Regions from separate parts of the Homo sapiens genome. Here region 2 is linked to region 1. Evidence: read pairs that join two places in POLR2A ChIA-PET (ENCODE). Cell type or tissue: Panc1. All regions are shown on one strand. Links, peaks and the distances in the headings refer to the core of each region. The heading gives the core; the rest is flanking DNA.

Evidence for each region. ChIA-PET counts read pairs that join two places held together with the same protein. Peaks named below come from ENCODE experiments on the same cell type or tissue, not always from the same donor. Only the 100,000 strongest peaks of a DNase experiment are listed, where the experiment ranks them.
Region 2: POLR2A ChIA-PET joins it to region 1 with 7 read pairs; 2 of 35 experiments call an interaction of 5 or more read pairs at or near these places.

The regions. Positions count from the first base shown.
Region 1 is chr4:123,104,672-123,112,844 of GRCh38, reverse strand. All of the region lies in intron 14 of AFG2A (AAA ATPase AFG2A), which reads right to left. Among named protein-coding and RNA genes, the nearest start is that of AFG2A, 190 kb to the right of the region's middle. In Panc1, for the core only: no CTCF peak of the experiment used is centred there; no DNase peak of the experiment used is centred there; H3K27ac peaks cover 2,619 bases.
Region 2 is chr4:122,861,338-122,869,510 of GRCh38, reverse strand. The region is part of intron 1 of FGF2 (fibroblast growth factor 2); the gene reads right to left. Among named protein-coding and RNA genes, the nearest start is that of FGF2, 39 kb to the right of the region's middle. In Panc1, for the core only: no CTCF peak of the experiment used is centred there; no DNase peak of the experiment used is centred there.

The DNA of each region.
Region 1 (8,173 bases), core at 1,699-6,698:
CAAAAGTAAACAGCAAACTCATTTTGGAAAAAAATCAAAATATCAAGAAAAGAAAGCACATAGGAAAAATCTAAACAGAGCTTCTGTGCCTGTGGATACTTTTGGAAGAAGCTTTTATGGTCTGGAAACAGAAAAAAAAAATGTCAATGCTAATGGGAATCAGATATAAAAAAAATTCATTATCCTGTATTTAAGTTTCTACCTTCTACAGTATGTACTTTTAGCCAACCATTCAGACAAAATGATTCCATATCACTATTCTCTCTGATGGAAGAGAAACTGATATGTGAAAGAAGGAAGCAGTTAAGTTTTAAAAGACTCAAATGTGATATGTTAAAAATACTGACTATAAAAGAAATCACATCCTTAAATCAAGAACCATTTTGGTAGCATTTCTGCTTGAGATAGAGAATGCTAATGTCACAGACTCTAACATGTAACTCAAAAGAAGACTGCATCCCTGCTTGAATTTTAATCCCAAGAATCTGAGGATCACATAAAACAAACAAAAATTAACAATTTAACTCAATTATTTTTGTTTTTCTTTATCTCCTTATTTGTCTTTATGAGGACACTATAACTTCTTTTTGACAATTATAGAAAGGAGCAACACCAATATTAAGCTATCTTTTAATTTAACATTTCCAAAATCAAGGAAGAGTAGTTTCCACTCAAAGGGAGACTCTAAAAGATTTTGGAGTCCAGAGTTCTGAATGTATGCATTCATTCAGTCAGCCAGCCATTCATTCACTCAATAGATAATAATTTAAAGCAATTTTATTATTAATAGTGTTCATAAAGTTCTTCTAAAATAGTAAGTATAGCTGGGTGCGGTGGCTCACACCTGTAATCCCAGCACTTTGGGAGGCTGAGGCAGGCGGATCACCTGAGGTCAGGAGTTCAAGACCAGCCTGGCCAACATGGTGAAACCCTGTCTTCACAAAAATACAAAAATTGGCACATGCCTGTAATCCCAGCTACTCAGAAGGCTGAGGCAGAAGAATGACTTGAACCCAGAAGGCAGAAGTTGCAATGAGCAGAGATCATGCCATTGCACCCCATCCTGGGCGACAGGGTGAGTCTCTGTCTCAAAATAATAATAATAATAATAAGAAGAAGAAGAAGAAGAAGAAGAAGTATAATACAAAACTAATACTTGTATAATATTAAAGTATGAATGAAACATCTTCACTATATTACCATAACTGACCTTTTACTCTTTCCTGGCTATCTATATTTGATCTACTATTAAAGGGAAAAAAATAAATTCATGATAAGACATAGAAAGGGAGGCATTTGATGAAGTGACAAAACTTAAGTATAATACAAAACTTGAATCTCTCAATTTTTCCAAACAAGCTCTTTTTCATAGGCTACCATAAGACTTTAATATACAAACTTTATCAGAAATGCCAATATCTTCATTGCTCTGTGGTTTCTGTCTTTCATCAAAGAAAGGCTTAATGAATCATGTTCATCATTCTATTAAATGTAAAATACGAGGGGTGTCCAAAAATATATGGGTCTATGCTACTCAGAAAATATAAAACTCTATGCTAAGTCAGAATACAAGTGTTCATAGGTCTCATATGCTCAAACCAATTTGTACAATCAATTTTCACAGCTATATAAGGCCAAATACATGTTATGAAGATGTGAAAGGTAAAATGAAAAAAAAATACAGGTTGGCTTAAAATTAGAAGCAATGGCTTCAACTTCAAAATGAAAACAGGTAGGCATTTATTACTCCACGGAATCAGCAAGCCATCTCCTTTTGTGTAACATTCTTCTCAGGTTATTCAGAAGCATACTATGTTATGAAAATTTAAATTTTAAATGTCTAGAGTATAAGTTTTCTAACACATAAAATTTTTAAATAAAGTATGGATAAAAAGTATAGTCATCTGATGACACATCATGACAATACTGGAGAAAAATGACATGCTACGGGATAAAGAATAAGGTATCTGGGGAGACAGAAAGTCCTGCCTTACAATACTGCCTTCATTACTTACTAGTTCCTGAATCATGGCAAGCTATTTAATCTCTTTGAGCAGTAATTTTCTCATCTTCAAAATGTAAACAGAGGTACTACTTTGCAGGGTTGTCAGGAGAGTTACAGATTATGTACATAAAGCACGGTGTGCTGTGCCTGGTATAGTGCATGTGCTCAAATAAAAGTGGTAATAATTGTTATTATCTTAGAGTAATATTTCTGGGTTTTTCTGATTTCCCTTTATGTATTCAATTTTGTATTTTATTTTTTACTTCAAATATAATACCTAACAAAATAAACTTGTAATAAAATGCATAAAAGCAAATATTAATTTTCTGTAGATATACCTATAAAATTCAGTATATACATGATAGTTTTGCTTGGATTACATTTTTACTTCTTTGTTTTCCATGAAGAAAATCCTTGCTGCTTACGAGAACATTTGGCTTTTCTCACTGTCTGCCAGAATACAGGTTTAGGTCACAAATGTGAATGTGAAATATCAACTCATGGAAACTTGGCTGCAGAATACTGTTCTCCTTACCAATTTTGCAACTATGTAAGCAGGGCAATCAACTATCACCAAAACACAGTCATGAATATAACTGGAAGGAAGAGAACTTTTATGAGAAATTATTCTTAATTACTTAATGGTGATTAAACTCTCAGCATTACTTCCTCAAGGCCATCAGAGTAGTTAACATGAGCTTTAATCTTAGTGTTCGTTTTGCTATTCAGTAAATATATTACTGAACTACCTTCTACTAAACACATATCACCCCCAAGAAAAAACTACATGTAGCTAAAGTGAGAAGTTAAAAACAGAAAATACTAACTTTCTCAATGAAGAACAGAGAAAACAAATTAAAAGATATACAATTTAGCTCAGCAAATTATTTGCATTTTGAATTAGCAAAATATAGCCAGCAAGTGAAAAGCTGATGCTTTCTAAATTGATTAATATAGTTAATAAGAAGGCAGGTTTATTTCATACTAACTGCTACTATGTGTTCCAGGTACCTGAATATACCAGTAAATACGACAAAAATCCTTGCTCAAAATAGACAAAAATGCTTCCCTTGCATTAGAGCAATGGGAGACAGACAATAATAAATACTGTGTATAAGTAAACTATGTGGTAATAATATTCACTACACTACACTAATAAGCACTCAGAAAAAAACAGCTGAGTAGCATAAAAGGAGGTATGGAGAATCAGAGTGAGAAAATGGGTTGGAGCACCTACAGTGTCAGATGATTGATATAATCTTTTCCTATGAGGCTCAATATTATTATTGCTTCAGATAAGAGAGATCTATCATATGAGTATTTCTTAGTTCTAACAATTACTAATACCTTTCTATAAGCCATATTATAATTAGTAATAAAGGGCCAGATGGTACACATTTTCAGCTTGTCAGCCATACCGTCTATATAGCACTATTCAACTCTCCCATTGCAGTGTGAAAGCACTCACAAGAGAAAAAAAATGAATGTGGCTGTGTTCCAATAAAACTTTATTTCTAAACACAGGCATAGAGCACAGTAGTTTTCCAATCTTGGCTTAGTTTAGCTAAATGCCTTAATTCTAATGTTAAATTTTCCTGGGAGTATAGAGATAAACTTATCATCTATTTCCTAGTGTTTAACTTCAATTCTAATTGTCTAACAAGCAAAGATAAAACATAAATACAACAACCGACACACATATACCACTTCAACCTCCCTCTACCCTCCTCCATCTTCCCTCTTTCTCTTTTTCCCCTCTGTCTTTACCCAAATCACTTAGTAATATAATGCAATCATCAAAGACTGAATTCTGGTTTATAAATGCAGTAGCAAAAGGACATCAAATTATTAAATACACAATTCAAAGACATTAAGTCTGATACAGAATTTAAGAATAAACCTTATAAAGTTGTTAAACTCAAAATGTCAGGCCTCTACTAGCCTCTAAAAAAACACACATATTTAAAAAAAAATGCGTTAAGCCCCAAACTATAGAATTAAAGAGGCTGAACTCTTAGAAATTCCCAAAATATCCTAAACATTCATAAAAATATAATTTTGCTCACCTTCTCCAACATTAGCATTCTATTTTCTTCAACTTTCTACTTAGATAGAATATACTATACTTTTATAAAATCCTATGACAAATATTCTTTTTTGTACTCTAATACAAAAAAAAAAGTTCCGGAATCAAGATTTCCAAAAGGCACTCGTTTTACAACTGGCTTATCATTGTCTTTTTCATAACAAAACATACCTCTGACTAAGTCTGTCATCAAATATCTTGATGTAAACAGAAACAACATGTAACTTTTAGGCCATAAATTGTACTGGCATAACAAAAAGGTAAACATTATTACTTGGTATGAAACATAATTATTGATACAAGGCACTGGTCTGGTTTACCTGCACTGTCCCTTCTAGGAGACAGGAGTATAATCTAGCTTTTTTTTTTAAGTACATTTTCATAATTTTAGTTATATTTATGAAAATTAGATTAGAAACTGTCAATACACACATAACTGATTTTTGTTGCTGAATAAATTCTCTAAAAGATTTACATGTAAAATATCTAGTTAGCCAAATTTTTATTAAGAAATCAAATTCTCTAAGAATCTCTCCAGCACTAAAATTCTACTTATTTCTGACCCGAAACTTGGGAGTAATGATGGCAGCAGCGGCCCGTCTGGAGCGCGGCTGTGAGGACGCCCGCTGCACTGGGTAGGTGCGGCTAGAGTTGCAAGCTCTGCCAAGCCGTCAAGGCTGCGAACGGGCAGGAGCCCTGGCCCCTACTGAGTTGGGAGGGCGGGGCTCACTGCAGTTGTCCAGCCGTGACTCTGCACCCAGGCATCCTTGTGTTCTTGGGGGCCTGGGAAGCCCTCCTGCCCCTGCAGGCTCAGAAGTGACTGCTCCTGCTCCCTGGCCACTCCGATTGTGGCGCAGGCTCTGGGCAGAGCAAAGTTGTGGCCAAGCCTGGGTGCTGTCACAACTCAACTGGGTGTGCCTGTGCTCAGGGAGACACTGAGATGCCAGCCCCCAGCCACCTTGAACCCCTCTGGACTTTGGGCACTGGTGAGCATGGGAGGGAGGCTGAGGAGGGCTGAGGGTGGTTTGCCATAGGGCTTCAGGCACTCCTTGGCACAAACAGCCTGGGGGCCATGGATGGCACATTCCTGGTGACAGAAGGCAGACAGGCTCCTGGGTGCAAAGGGGTGGGTCCCTGGTGAAACCCCACCTTCAAGACATGGACAGCCTGAAGCCTGGGGGCTGGGCTGCCAGTTCCATGTGGAGACCTCGGCCCAGAGTGAGAACTTAGGGTGCTTTCACTGGGCCTGCCCATGGCCACCCATGGACCAATCAGCATGCACTCTGTCCCTTCTGAGCCCATAAAATCCCCTGGACTCAGCCAGACTTGGAGAGACTTCAGGACTACTAGCTGCAGAAAGGAGCTACCTATGTTGGGTCTCCTGAGAGCTGTTCTGTTGTTCAATTAAAGTCCTTTCCACCTTGCTCACCCTCCAGTTGTCCACATACCTCACTGGTCCTGGACACGGGACAAGAACTCAGGACCCACCAAATGGAGGGACTGAAAGAGCAGTAACACAAACAAAGCTGAAAAACACCCCCAACCCTGACTTGCCACATTGAGGGTGATGAGAAGGAGAAGAGTTGCAGCCCTCTGGGGAGCCCAGACCTAGGGGCTCCCTGAGGCAGGGCTGTGACACCCTCTTTGGGGCTCTGGTTCCTGGCTTCTCCAAGCTTCTGGGCACCACTGTGTTCCCCTCGTCCAGTCACGGGTGCACAGAGTGGAAGATGTGTGCAGTACATCTGGTCCAGCCACAGCCTTGCATGGAGCCAGCACCTGTTATCAGTGTGTGGAGCTGCCCACCCCATGCAGCAGCTTGTGTGCCTGACTGTGCATAGTGGCAGGAACCTGGGCTCACTTGCCCACACAACCCTCACCGCTCCACGCCTCGCTCGCCCTTGGCAGGTGTGGGATTAAGGCCAGTAGCACGAGCAGAGTGCAGCCTGCTGGGCTGAGTGGGCAGAACAAGCTCAGTGGGTGCGAGCAGTACTCAGGCAGAAGGAGCCACTGGCCATGGAGGTTTCCAGCTGGTGAAGCAACACTCCAAGTCCCCTTCTTTGCTGAGGTAGTTCTGAGCCCACTGAGGCAATAACAATGCAGGTCTGTGTAAATGGGTTGTAAAAGATAGTCAAAGGTTGGTAAAAGAGCGGAGAAGCAGGAGGCCTTACCTCCAAGTGAAAAGAAACTGTTGCTGAAGTATAAAGCTGACATTTTCCTTTGTGTTCCGAATTAAACAATTTTTTTTAGGGTGGTTTGGGTATACCCCACATATTGTAAAATTCAATCTCTTTACTTTTACAGCTAGAAGGGTTCTGACAAATACAGGCATACCTCCAAGATACTGCAGGTTCAGTTCCAGACCACTACAATAAAGCTAATATTGCAATAAAGCTAATATCACAATAAAGCAAGTGACAAGAATTTCTAATTTACCAATATATATAAAAGCTATGTTTACAGTATATGATAGTCTACTAAGTATGCAATACCAATATGTATGGGGGAAAAATATATATACCTTAATTTAAAAATCCTTTATTGCTAAAAATGCAAATGATTATCTAAGCCTTCAGCAAGTTATAATCTTTTTGCTGGTGGAAAGTCTTGCCTTGATGTTGATGACAGCTAACTGATCAGGGTGGTAGTTGCTGCAGGCTGGGGTGGCTGTGGCAATTTCTAAAAAAAAAGACAACAATAAAGTATGCCACATCGACTGACTCTTCCTTTCATGAAAGATATCTTTGTAGCATGTAATGCTATTTGATAGGGTAAACCACAGTAGAACTTCTTTTAAAGATGGAGTCAATCCTCTCAAACCCTGCTGTTTTAACAACTAAACTTACACGATATACTAAATCCTCAGTTACCATTTCAACAATATTCACAGCATCTTCACCAGTAGATTCCATCTCAAGAAATCACTTTATTTGCTCAGCCATAAGAAATAACTCCTCATCCATTCTAATTTGTTCATGAGATTGCAGCAATTCAGTCCCAACTTCACACTCCACTTCTAATTCTAGCTCTTTTGCTGTATCTACCTTATCTGTAGTTACTTCCTCCACTGATGTCTTGAAGCCCTCAAAATTATCCCTGAGGGCTGGAATCAACTTCTTCTAGACTCCTGTTAAAGTTGACGTATTTTCACCTCCTCCCATAAATCATGAATGATCTTCATGGCATCTAGAATGGTGACTCCTTTCAAGGAGGTTTACTTTGCCCATATCTACTATTACAGCAGCAATAGCCTTAAGAAACGTATTTCTTATATCATAAGACTTGAAAGTCAATATTACTCCTTCATCCATAGGCTGCAGAATAGATACTGTTTTAGCAGACACAAAAACATTAATTCTCCTTGTGCATTTCCATCAGAGCCTTGAGTAACCATGTGCATTGTCAATGAACAGTAACATCTCAAAAGGAATCTTTTTTTTTCCTCAGCAATAGGTATCGACAGTGAGCTTCAAATATTGAGAAAACTGTGCCGTAAACAGATGTGCTGTCAACCAGGCTTTGTTTTTCCATTGATCGAGCACAGGCAGAGTAGACTTAACATAACTGTTCAGAACCCTAGGATTTTCAGAATGGTAAATGAGCACTGGCTTCCACGTAGTCACCAGCTGCATTAGCCCCTAACAACAGAGTCACCCTATCCTTTGAAGCGTGAAGCCAGGCATTAATTTCTCTTCTCTAGCTATGAAAGTCCTAGATTACCATCTTCTTCTAATATAAGGCTGTTTTTGCTACATTAAAAATCTGTTGTTTAGTTAACCACCTTCATTAATTATCTTAGCTAGATTTTCTGTATAACTGGCTACGGCTTCTACATCAGCACTTGCTGCTTCACTTTACATTTTTATGTTATGCAGATAGCTTCTTTCCTTAAACTTAATGACCCAAGTTCTGCTAGCTGCCAACTTTTCTTCTGCAGCTTCCTGACCTTTCTCCGCCTTCACAGAATTGAAGAGCATTAGGGCTTTGCTCTGGATTAGGCTTTGGCTTAAGAGAATGCTGTAGTTGGTTTGATCTTCTATCCAGATCACTAAAACTTTCTCCATATCAGTAATAAGGCTGTTTTG
Region 2 (8,173 bases), core at 1,530-6,529, 240 kb after region 1:
GGAAATAAGAGAGAATGCAAACAAATGGAAAAATATTCCATCCTCAAGGATAGGAAGAATCACTATCGTGAAAATGGACATACTGCCCAAAGTAATTTATAGATTCAATGCTATTCCCATCAAACTACCATTGACATTCTTTACAGAATTAGAAAAAACTATTTTAAATTTCATATGGAATGAAAGAAGACCCCGTATAGCCAAGACAATCCTAAGCAAAAAGAACAAAGCTAGAGACATCACACTACCTGACTTCAAACTATACTACAAGGCTGCAGTAACCAAAACAACATGGTACTGGTACCAAAACAGATATATAGACCAATGGAGCAGAGCAGAGACCTCAACAAAAGCAATTGCAACAAAAGCCAAAACTGACAAATGGGATCTAATTAAACTAAAGAGTTTCTGCACAGCAAAATAAACTATCAGCAGAGTGAATAGGCAATCTACAGAATAGGAGAAAATTTCTGCAATCTACCCATCTAACAAAGGTCTAATATCCAGAATTTATAAGGAACTTAAACAAATTTACAAGAAAAAAACAACCTCATCAAAAAGTGGGCAAAGGATATGAACAGACACTTCTCAAAAGACAACATTTACATGGCCAACAAACATAAGGAAAAAAGCTCAACATCACTGATCATCAGAGAAATGCAAATCAAAACCACAATGAGATACCATCTCACACCAGTCAGAATGGTGGTTATTAAAAAGTCAGGAAACAACAGATACTGGCAAGGCTGTGGAGAAATAGAAACACTTTAACACCGTTGGTGGGAATGTAAATTAGTTCAACCATTGTTGAAGACAGTGCGGCAATTCAAGGATCTAGAACCAGAAATACCATTTGACCCAGCAATCTCATTACTGGGTATATACCCAAAGGAATATACATCATTCTACTATAAAGACACATGCACATGTGTGTTTATTGCAGCACTATTCACAATAGCAAAGACATGGAACCAACCCAAATGCCCATCAATGATAGACTGGATCAAGAAAATGTGGTACACACACACCGTGGAATATTATGCAGCCATAAAAAGGAATGAGATCATGTCTTTTGCAGGGACATGGATGAAGCTAGAAGCCATCACCCTCAGCAAACTAACACAGGAAAAGAAAACCAAATACCGCATGTTCTCTCTCGTAAGTGGGAGTTGAACAATAAGAACACATGGACACAGAGTGGGGAACAACACACACCAGGGCCTGTTGTGGGGTGGGGAGTGAAAGGAGGGAACTTAGAGGATGGGTCAATGGGTGCAGCAAACCAGCATGGCACACGTATACCTATGTGCACGTTCTGCATATGTATCCCATTTTTTTAGAAGAAATTTTAAAAAAAGAAAAATAGCAAAATGTCAGATTTAAACTAACCATATCAATAATAACACTGAATATAAATGTCCAACACACCACTAAAAGGAAACAATTGTCAACAAGATGAAAAAACAAAACCTAACTATGTTGTTTACAAGAAAAGCACCTTAATTTACTAGGCAAGTTAATAGTAAAACTGTGGAAAAAATGGGTAAAATGCAGACCTTCAGTATAAGAAAGCTGATCTGGCTATATTAATATCTGACAATATAGCTTTGAAGGCAAGTAGTATAACCAGAAATAAACAGGGTCACCATAATCATCTTAAATGTTTAGCAGCTAATAATAGAACTCTAAAATATCTGAAGCAAAAACTGACAAGAGAATAAATCATTAAGAATATGGAAGGTGTGAACAGCATTACCAATCGTGATTTAAATGATACTGTTGTTTAAATCAGGTAAGTTTCATTTACCTAAGACTTCATCCTCCTAATATAGTCATTTGAAAACTATGTTCCAAAACATTAATTGTGGCTGAGCACAGTGGCTCACACCTGTAATTCCAGCACTCTGGGAGGCCTTGGCAGGCAGATCACTTGAGCCCAGGGTTTGAGACCAGCCTGGGCAACAAAGTGAAATCCTGTCTCTAAAAAATTAAAAAAATATATATTTTTAACAGAAAAAAATTAACTGCCAGCTTGGGAAGCCATCTATGGCAATTTGCCTACTGGTCTTGAATTGTTCAAATCAATTAACTCCATCTGAGAAATTCCTTTTCCAAAGACACCATAATACTAAGTAATATCGAAGGCACTTATTCTGAACTGTTGGTACCCATGGTTCCTTTGTTTGTTTTACCTGTTATAGCCTTATTGAGGTATAATTCACATGCCATGCAATTCACTCATTTAAAACATGCATACAGTTCAATGTGCTTTACTATAATCACAGCATTGGGCAACCATCACAATCAATTATAGAACATTTTCGTCACCCTACATTCTTTAGCAGTCATTTTACACGTCCCTAATACCACTCATCCCAACCCTGGGCAACCTGTCTGTATAGATTTGTCTATTCTGGACATTTCATATAAACAAAATGTGACTGCCTCTTTCACTCAGAATAATGTTTTCAAGGTTTATGCATGTTGTAGCATGTATCAGTACTTCATTACTTTTTATCACCAAATAATAGTCCATTGTATAGCTAGACTTTGATTCATTCATTCAGCAGCTGATGGATATTTGGACTGTTTTTACTTTTTGGCTACGTAAATAACGTTGCTATGAACATTCGTAGACAAGATTTTGTGTAGACATGTTTTCTTTTGGGGGGAGTATATACCTAGGAGTCAAATTACTGGGTCATATGGTAACTCTATGTTTAATCATTTGTGGAACTGTCAGACTGTTTTCCAATGCAACTTTACATTCTCATCACAATATATGAGAGTTCCAATTATTCCACATCCAGGCCAACACTTGTTATGGTCTGTTTTTGTTTCTCAATTATAGGCATCCTAGTTGAGTGTGAAGTAATATCTCACTGTGGTTTTGATTTGCATTTCTTCGATGGGTAATAATGTTGAGCATCTTTTCATGTGCTTATTGGCTATTTGGTTACCTTCTTTGAAGAACTGTCTACTTAGATCTTTGATTCATTTTTAGATTGTCTTTTTATTATTGAGTTGAAAGAGTTCATTATATGTTCTAGACACAAATCCCGTTCAGACATATGATGTGAGAATATTTTCTCCCATCCTGTGGGGTATCTTTTCACTTACTTTTATTTATTTTTTTTTTTTTTGAGACGGAGTCTCGCTCTTTCACCCAGGCGGGAGTGCAGTGGCGCAATCTCGGCTCACTGCAAGCTCCGCCTCCTGGGTTCACGCCATTCTCCTGCCTCAGCCTCCCGAGTAGTTGGGACTACAGGCGCCCGCCACCACGCCCGGCTAATTTTTTGTATTTTTAGTAGAGTCGGGGTTTCATGTGTTAGCCAGGATGGTCTCGATCTCCTGACCTCGTGATCCGCCCGCCTCGGCCTCCCAAAGTGCTGGGATTACAGGCATGAGCCACCGCGCCCGGCCTCTTTTCACTTTCTTGATGTTGTCCTTTGAAGCATAAACACTTTAAATTTTCATGAAGTCCAATTTATCAATGTTCTTCTTTTGTTGCTTGTACTTTTGGTGTCATATCTAAAAAATCACTGCCTAATCTAGGGTCATGAAGGTTTACACCTATGCATTCCTCCAAGTTTTAGTTTTACCCCTTCTATTTAGGTTTTAATACATTTTGAGTTAATTTTTGTATGTGGTATGTGGCACAACTTCATTCTTTTGCATGCAGATATGCCCAAAATGACACTTAAAGATCACTACACCCAACATCTGCAGAATCTACATTCTTTTCAAGGGCACATAGAACGTTCCCAAGAATAAATTATATGCTTGACCATAAAACAAGCCTCAATACATTTGAAATGACTGAAATCATATGATGTATTAAAGTAGAAATGTTAGCAATATGATATCTGGAAAATCCCCAAATATTTGGAAATTAGGCAATGCATTTCCAAATAAAACACAGAGAAGGCCAGGCGTGGTGGTTCATGCCTATAATCTCAGTACTTTGGGAGATGGGTGGATTGCTTGAGATCAGGAGTTCGAGGCCAGCCTGGCCAACATGGCAAAACCCCACTCTACAAAAAATAAAAAAAATTAGCCAGGCATGGTGGCATGCGCCTGTAATCCCAGCTACCTAGAAGGCTGAGGCACAAGAATTGCTTGGGCCTGGGAGGCGGAGGTTGCAGTCAGCCGAGATAGCACGAATGCACTCCAGCCTGGATGACAGAGAAGACCCTGTCTCAACAACAACAACAAAACAAACAAACAAACAAAAAAAAACAGAGAAAATAAATCACAAAGAAATTTAGAAAATATTTCTAGTTTTATGATAATGAAAACTCAGCATGTTTAATGGGAAAGTTACAGCTTTAAATATTTGTATTAGATAAACAAAACATAAAAATCTAAGCTTCTACATTATGATCTAGAAAAATAAGAGCAAATTAAACCCAAAGTAATAGCACAGGGAATATTTAATATGTAAAAACTGTACATTTGAATATGTACAGATTAGTAGGAAACAATCCCAAAGGGTTACCAATTATTTGGGGATAATGAGATAAAAATGATATTTTACTTCCACATGCATTGTGATATTTAAATTTTTTTCTCAGTTGTGCATGTTACCTTTATAATAAGCATGTAACAATGTTTGCATTGTTAAAACTTTAAAACAATCTAGAATAAAATACCAACTGTGTGTCATATTAAACACAACTGAAAATAAGCACATTCATGAGTGAGTTCAAGGAGGGAGAGAGAATTTCTCAATTAAAAAGGGAGTTAACTTTGTTACATCCATATGTAACAATGTTAGCATTGTTAAAACTTTAAAGCAATCTAGAATAAAAATACCAACTGTGCATCATATTAAACATGACTGAAAATACGCACATTCATGAGTTCAAGGAAAAAGAGAGAATTTCTCAATTATAAAGGGAGTTTGGAGACGTATCACCCAAAAGGGATATGTGAACCTTGTTCAACTTCTGATGGAGAATAAACCAACTGTAAAGAAAATATGAGACCATCAGGAAAATTTTAACACTAGCTGGATATTTTATGCCTTCAGGTAATTTTATACCACTCACAGTAATTTTATACCATACCTGTCTGTCCCCCACCAACTGACGGTGAGCTTTTTGAGGGTAGGGAACTATACCTTATCCATTTCTGTATCCCTAGCAGTGGCACACTGCCCGACACACAACAGAATCGAGTGAATGTCTGTTGGATCAAAGTACCTCAGGGAAAAGAGTGACAGGTAAGATGGTGAACAAGATATTGTGAAAAAATATCCCAGTATTAAGTCCCTCACAATGCTAAAGCATGAAAAAAATGAAAGGTTTACAGAGGCCAAAATTAGGAAAAAGAAAAGCAGAGATTCAGAAAGAAAATCAAAAGATGCAGTGTGATTTTTTTTTAATGTATCAACTTGGCTAGGCTGCAGTCCCCAGTAATTCAATGAAACACTAATCTATGTGTTGCTGTGAAGGTACTTTGTAAATGTGATTAAAGTCCATAATCAATTGACTTCCAGTAAAGAAGATTATTCTTGAAAATGTTGCAGGCCTGTTTCAACAATTGACTTCGAGTAAAGAACATTATTCTTGAAAATGTTGCAGGCCTGTTTCAATCAGTTGAAAGGCCTTATGAGCAGAGCTGAAGCTTCCCAGCAGAAATTCTGCCTGTGGACAGCCACTTCAGCCTATGCCAGAGAATTCTAGCCTGCCAGTTCTGCCAGCCTGCCTATGGATCTCAGACTTGCCTCACCAGCCCCCACTATGGTGTAAGCCAACTCCTTCCAATACATCTCTAAACATATATATTTTTAGAAAAAGAAAGAATTGCAGCCATGTGATTGGTGTCATACTGGAGTTTTTTACAGGTGCTAGGAGACTACAGAATAGGACATATCCATTATTAAATGAAAAGGCTGGGAATATTTCTAGGAGGGGTGAGTTTTGAGCTAAGTTTTGGAGTATAGATAGAAGATAACCACATGAGCAAGGTATTGGCAAGGGAGAGACAAAAGAGAATGATATTCTGGGTAGAATGTCATTCCAGGACTGAGGCATGAAACAGCCATGCCTGTTCTAAACACTTAAGTCCTACACACCTAGAGCAATCAAGAAAACCCAGGCTGAGAAACTCTATAGATCAAACAATCCAATTTCTTTAGCAAGTAATTGCAAGGGAGAAAAAAGGATGGAAGGAAGACATGACATGAAAACAGCTAAAAATTCATATATTTTCAAAGGCCAAACTAAAGTAGACTATTTTAGAATACCTATTTCTATGACAAAAACTATTAAGAAAAATAAAGAAGTGACTGAAATAAGTCTACACTTTCATTGGGGAAGACAGTCTGTGATAGAGACAGGGCATAGAACGCTTCTGAGGTGGCTGGCAAAGTTCTGTTTTATGACCTGAGCAACAGTTATAAGAATGTTCACATAGGAATAATTCCCTAAAGTACAAATTTTTAAACGTGATTTTCTGTGTTTGTATTTTACATTTTTATAAATTTTTTAAAAGGCTGTGCTAAGAGACCTTTCTAAATTGGACTTTAGACACTGACTTAACCCAGCTCATTTTAACAAGCCGGAGATGACTCCCTAGAGTCAGTTTTTGGATGCATGGAAGTCAACAATTTTGATAAACATAGACTTCTGGTAACTTTCTAATGTTGATATTAAATCCACTAAGACCTAAACTTAGACAAATAAATAGTATGTTATCCAAGCTTTAAATTCAATTTTTTAAAATATTGTAACATAAAAGCAAAAGCTCTAAACTACAAAATTGAAGCATCTCATCATAAAGCAAAATCTTAGTGGTCACTTAGCCTTATCATTACACAATTATATCTTAAATCACATCTACAATATCCATGACAAACAACTGTCCAACTTTGACTTGAAAATCTTCAGCAAAGGAGAATTGACACAATCTTTCTAAAATGATTTAGATATGTCAGCAAAGGAATAGAAACTCTGATCACCATAAGTAAATCACTTAAATGTTCAAGTGTTCAGATCATTGGCACTCAACACATTAGTTAAACAGTAGGACCAAAAAGCCAAATTATTATTTCAACATTACCACCATTGCTTAAAATATTTTGGAACTCCTATTTTGGAATATCTTCCACAATCCACATCATTTTCTTTTGTATATGCCCCAGGATGATGAATCTTAGAATCATACAATACCAATTTATCAGCAGTGTAAGGGATCATCCAGTACACCTTCCCTATTTAGAAATAAGGAAGCTGATATTTAGAGAGATCTGTCCCTGGTGAAAGAATATGGTTTTTGGAAACAGACAAGTCAGTGTTTCCATAAATGGTGAATACATTTACTCATTAATTCAATTAACATTTATGGGTAACAGCTATGTGCCAGGTACTGTGCTAAGCAATAGGAAGCCCAAAGGAAAATATAACATTGGTCTTTAGCCTTAAGGAACATACAGCATGGTTGAGGCGATGAGGACTGGTACACGGATAACTAAAGCTCAATACTGTAAGTGCCATGAGAAAAATATACACAGGCTACTTTGAGAGCACTCAGAGAATACATCTAACCCAGCCTGAACAGAGAGGTTTCCTGGAAGCAGTGACAAATGATTGGAGACTGAAAGAATTAGCAATAGTAAGGAAAAGAAAGAACGGGAACAAAAAGAAAGCATCTTATATAACTTCCAAAGGAGAAAGGGAGAGAAAGCCTAGCACATCTAAGGAACTTCCAGCAATTAGGTAGCATGGAGTGTAGGGGTATGTATGTGTGTGTTGTGGAAGGGGGTATGGGGGACTAAATGAGGCTGGAGATACCAGAGGCTCTGAATACTATGTTAAGGAGTTTGGTAGTGTGTAATAGCATGAAAGAATGAGAGCTTTTAATGAAACAGTGGGGACAAAGGACAGAATCCAAGGAAGCACCAACTGTGGGAGTGGACAGAAGGTAACAAATACGGGAGACATGAAGGAAGCAGGATTCACAGGGGCTATGAGGAGAAGGAAGGGAGGGAGGTAAAAAGAGGGCAAAAAGGAAGGAGAGAAGAAGGGAGGAAAGAATAAAGCAAATAGTTCAGAAATAGGTCCCAGGTTTTTCTGTCTTGGATAACTTGGAGGTGGTTGGAGCAGCAGGAGGGGAAAGTTGGCAAGAGAAGACAATGATATATGTTCCCTTCAGACACAGTGAAATTGCA